Regions from separate parts of the Mus musculus genome. Here region 1 is linked to region 2. Evidence: chromatin loops called from intact Hi-C (ENCODE). Cell type or tissue: left cerebral cortex. All regions are shown on one strand.

What was found. Peaks named below come from ENCODE experiments on the same cell type or tissue, not always from the same donor. Only the 100,000 strongest peaks of a DNase experiment are listed, where the experiment ranks them.
Region 1: it touches region 2 in a loop (6-fold over the local background); 16 of 42 quality-filtered maps call a loop at or near these places.

What each region holds. Positions count from the first base shown.
Region 1 is chr13:95,775,993-95,778,492 of GRCm38, forward strand. All of the region lies in intron 2 of Iqgap2 (IQ motif containing GTPase activating protein 2), which reads right to left. Gm32702 (a long non-coding RNA gene) reads left to right here. Exons shown (of 3, transcript XR_382767.3): 3 at 1-1,968. Among named protein-coding and RNA genes, the nearest start is that of Gm32702, 13 kb to the left of the region's middle. In left cerebral cortex, a CTCF peak has its summit at 1,404 (motif pointing right); a DNase peak (open chromatin) is centred at 1,386.
Region 2 is chr13:95,891,046-95,893,545 of GRCm38, forward strand. It overlaps Iqgap2 (IQ motif containing GTPase activating protein 2), which reads right to left and starts at 877. Exons shown (of 36, transcript NM_027711.1): 1 at 619-877. The coding sequence starts at 664. In left cerebral cortex, CTCF peaks have their summits at 323 and 1,045 (motif pointing left); DNase peaks (open chromatin) are centred at 315, 1,062 and 1,474; H3K4me3 peaks cover 1,634 bases; H3K27ac peaks cover 1,267 bases.

The DNA of each region.
Region 1 (2,500 bases), 120 kb before region 2:
AATGGCACAGTTGGAGTTAAGATGGTAGAATTCAGGGGTTTGCTAATGAATGGACTGGCCAAACCTTGGCATAAGTAAAAATGCAGGTATATAAGAAACATTGCAAGAAGATGAACCAACGTAGATGATACAGTTTTTATGTCATGGGGAATAGGAGTCAAAGGAAATCACTTTTAAGGGGCCTAGCATGAATCCGTGCCATGTGTACACAGTGAGTCCCTGTAGGATGCTCTGAGGAGTGGGTCAGCTCAGCCTTTGCCCCTGGCATCCTCCAGCAGGGACAGACATGGCTTTCAGCTTGTGGAGTAAAATGTTGCACTGTCAAAGCGGTAGGCACTCCCTCCCATGACACACCTCCTGTTCTCAGCTGCCTTATATGACACTGCTTCTGTTGGGTGCCAGGCTCTAAATGGCCTTCTGCTTAAAAGCAGGGTGACAGGCTGAAGAAAACTGTCATTACTGAGAACTATTTAATCATGTTGCCTGCTGTGTATACCACTATATTACACCATGATATACTAACCGTCCATGACTATGTATATATGATGCATTATGCATGTGTGCATGTAGAACCCTAACTATATATGATTTTACATATAGTAGTGTGGCTATAACTATGGTTACATGGTGACTTTTATGTAATGTGAATGTGCCACATTCATACACAACTGTCCCTTGGTATCTATAAGGGATTAGTTCCAGGACACTCCTGAATCCCCAAATCCATAGATGATCAACTCACTTCTATGAAATATTTACATATAAATATTTGCATATGCAAACATGAAAAGGATCTACATGGTGCCTCCTCTCCCTTATGTTAAATTGCCTCTGGAACACTTTAAATACCTGATGTAAGTATACATGCTTATAGTTCATGGCTTAGGGAACTCTAAAAAGAAAAGTCTATCTATGTTTGGAGGATCCTTTCCCAGGAATATTCTTGAGCCAAGGGTGGTTGGATGTACAGGCACAAGACACATAGAGATGGAGAGCCAACCACATCATTACGTCAGTATGAGGTCATCATTCAATATCTATCACCATAGTTACAGATATCTATCCAAACATTCTCCTTAGTAGGCTATGAAAGACACTGGGAGGTGTGCTCACTAATGAGGTGAGCTGGGCATGAAGACGTGATTTTTCCCTGTGTGCCCTTCCTTTGGACCTTTTAAATGCAAAAAAAAAATGTGTGGATATGGGAAATAAACCGTTACAGCCCTTAATTAAGGTGCTATCCACCCTGCACATAGGATATAAAAAAGAAGCAAAATGTTCCCCTTTTATCTGAGCTAGAGCAAAGCCAGCCAGGTCCTGCTCTCCAGCCATTCGTGCTCTCCTTACCCGTCCTTCCCAAGGCCTCTCCAAGCAGCTCAACCTGAAGCAGCTCACCAGGGGGCAGCATTTACTGCTGGGTGAGCTGCTTCTACTTCTTGATTTTACATAGAGATTAATAATTAATGACAGCCCTGCCACCCAGAGTACCTTTCTGGGACCAAAGTCACCTGGAGAGTGTCTTCTCTGTCACATGTCTCTGCCCTGGAGTCTCCATATATCTTGGCTCAGGGAGTATAGACTCTGAGCTGGGCTGGGCTGCAAGAGCCCTGGGGGGACTACAGGCCTCACACCTTGGAAATCATCTAATATTGCTGTAAGTTAATAGGCTGCTTTTTCCTGTCAGTTTTTGTTGTTGTTGGTTTTTGTTGTTGTGGTGGTTGTAATTTGTTTGTTTGTTTTAACCATCTACCTGCTTTGAGAGGTCATGAAAGCAGAGAGGAAGGCTGGCACAGCCTGGAGCTGGCAAAACAAGTCTCTTTAGCACAGTTCAACCAGGACCTGACACCTTAGTGGCTAACTGCCATGGATTCTTACCAAGAGCTTCCACCATGTGGAGACTTTCCAGACAATGAGGTATTGTGTCCCTTATCTACAATGTCATCGTTGGCCTGCATTAAGCAGTCATCAGAAAGAAAATTTGTTCTTGAGGCATCTTCTTACAGACAGAGGAAATGGAAGCCCATATGCACCTTCTCCACCCCACCCCATGGGGAAAGGCAGCAGGTTTCTTCTGAGAGAAGTGACCAGAAAATAAACATCTAAGTCATAAGAAGTTCAAAAGGACATCTCTACAACTGGATGCTATGCCTAGTTAGAAAGAAAAGTCAGGACCAGCCAGATGGCTCAGCTGATGGAAGTCCTTGCTGCCAAGAGTGACAGGATGAGCTCCACTCCTGGAACCATGTGGCAGAAGGAGAATGACTCCTATAAGCTCTCCTCAGACCTCTGCTTTGATTCTGTGTATGTGCACACACGTGCACGCACGCTCGTGTGTGTGTGTGTGTGTGTGTGTGTGTGTGTATGTATGTATGTATGTTTGTGTGTGTGTGTGTGCCCATGTGTGTGTCTCTGTGTATAAATAAACAAATTTAAAAGAGAAAAGTGACAGACCAGGAAAAAAAAACCCAGATGGATTAATGCCCCCCACACACACACACAA
Region 2 (2,500 bases):
GACCGGCTCAGAGTCTGTCCTTACAGAAATCCTCCCGCGCAGGAGATCGGGGGCGGGGAGAGCCACCGGGAAAGTGGCTGGGGGCGGTACGTGTCCCTGGAGGCCTTGGCTGGAAGGGCCTCACACCTGTGGGGCCTAAGTGGCTCTAGCTGCTCAGGTGAGGCCCAAAAGAGACTAGTAGGAGAAGCCTGCCCTTCCAGGAAAGTGCCTTCACCTCTCGCAGAGCGCGCGGGCACAGGAGCTGCGCTGCCCACCTGTAGCGACAGCAAACAAACTTTCCGCCCCTTTTGGGTGGGAAGCATCGGATCCCCTACGCCACCCTCTGGCTCGAGCCGGCAGCGCCCAAAGCAAGGCGGGCTCCTCACCTGATACCCCTAAACCACAACCTGATCTGCACCAGAGCTGCTGAGGCTTGCGAGGTGGAGGGACTTAGCTGGAAGCTGCAATTAGGAATTTGGAAGAAAGGGGCTTGGAAATCCGCGCCCTGCTCCTTTGCAATTCCAATTCTCAACTTTGCCAGCCGCTGCCCTCCGCAGCGCGCCCTCAAGCCCCTCGGCCTCCCCAACGCCGTCCCAGGGAGAGGGGCGCCCCGAGATCAACGGGAGCCCGAACACTCACAGCCGTAGCGGGGCCGTTGCAACGACGGCAGCTCTTCGTGCGGCATCCTGCGCTGCTCTGGGGGCCCTCCCGGGGAGCGCCCCCCGTGGTTTCCCTCGCTGGCCAGGCTCGCGGGCTCCGCGCCCGGCGGGCGCGCTCCGATCCCACCTCTGGGCTGCCCTCGCCCGGCTTCTCGGAGCTGACCGCTCCGCTCCCTCGGTGCTCCTTCACTCGCGCCTGCGGCGGCCGCGTCTCGCTGACACCGGGGCAAAAGTGAACTATCTCCTCCCTCGCTCGCTCGCTCGTTCGCCCGCCCGCCCGCCCGCCCGCCCGCGGGCCGTACCGCCTCCCCCAGCAGGTTTCCTTTCTCCTCCCGCCCGGCCCCGTTATTCACCGCGGTGGGAGCGCGCCGCCGTGCAGCGACCCCTACTGGCCGCACAGCGCAGCGCCCGGTTGCGAGGACCCGCCTCCCGCGAGAGGAAGGGGCTGAGAGGCACCCTGGACCCCTGCAGCTGGAGCCCAGCGCACAGATGGAGGGCGACTTGGAGCATCCGGAGGGTGGAAGTGAACCAGCGCAGGGAAGAGCAAGAAAAACCACAGCAGACCACAGGCACCCAGTTCGCCTGGGTGTTGCTCAGTGACTGAGAGACAAACATTGCAGTTCCTTTTCCTCTAGAGAGATTGCACGGGGACAACCCTCACACACTCACCTCCCCACCCCACCCCCGAGCCCCGCGAGCGCCTGCTTCTCGCATTTAGGGGTATAAACGAAAGTTGTTTATGACTTTTGGCTTACGAGACACAGGATTCCCCTTTCTTGACAAGAAACGGTAAGGGTGAGCTCGTGCGCGGGCTGCAGGAGCAAGATTAACAGCCTCCAAACAACACTCAGAACACAACTGCCAGTCATCCGCCCACCCCTCTGCCAGCCCGCCCCCAATGTGCAAAACTGTCGCTCAGGCCCAGCCGGGGTCGCACAACCACAAACCCCTTTCCGGCTCAGCTTTTGAGACAGAAACCACAAGTAGCTGTTTTAAAAGCACGGTTTTCATGCGGTTGCTTGGAGCCTGGAGGAATGTGGGAGCCCCCCCCCCCCAAACATGGGCCACTGCTTTTTCACAAACGTGGGGCATGTGGGTGATCACATGACTGAAAAAAAATCATCAAAAGAGAGGGTCATAAGAGATGATTTAGCCGAAGAAAGGTGGTCTAGCGACACTAGTCACCTTTAATTAAGCAAATCTACAGAGAGCAGCCAGCTGCTTTCTGGGAGACACAATGAACTCTTGAAACTTGAAATTCAGACTCTTGGACCCCGCCCCGCCTCCAGTTCCGTTGGTCTGAGTTGAGGCTCATGAACTTGCGTTTCTCACAAGTGGTCAGTGAAGCTGAAGTTGTGCCAGCCTATGAGTTAGGTGCACAGGAAGAGGGAAGTCTCATCAGATGAGAGCGAGAGGATTCCCCACCCCCACCCCTAGAGACATTGGATTCTCACCCTGTTGGAATGGGATGAAAGGGATTTTCCTCCCCACAAAAGTAGATGCTTCTAATGCTATGGCCACAGGTCAGCAATACTCATCCTGTGACCAGCCTGTCAGCCAGGCTTCTTCCATGTCTCAGAGACGCCATGTTGGACTCTAAAACGCACTGCGTATTCTGTGCATCAAAGATGAACTCCTCACACATCAGTTCTCAGGATGAACACCAGGATGCAGGGCCTCAAGAAGTAGATGGTCTATGTGAGGAGAGGTGGGAGGAAATCGCTGTAAACCACAATGGCCTGAGAAGGTGGTATGATTTCAAAGTGTGGTGTCAGGTGGAGTTTGAAAATAGGCAAGAGTTGGGTGGAGAACATCCTATCCTAAGAGACAGGCAAGGATGGGAGCCATGAGCTGGAACCTGA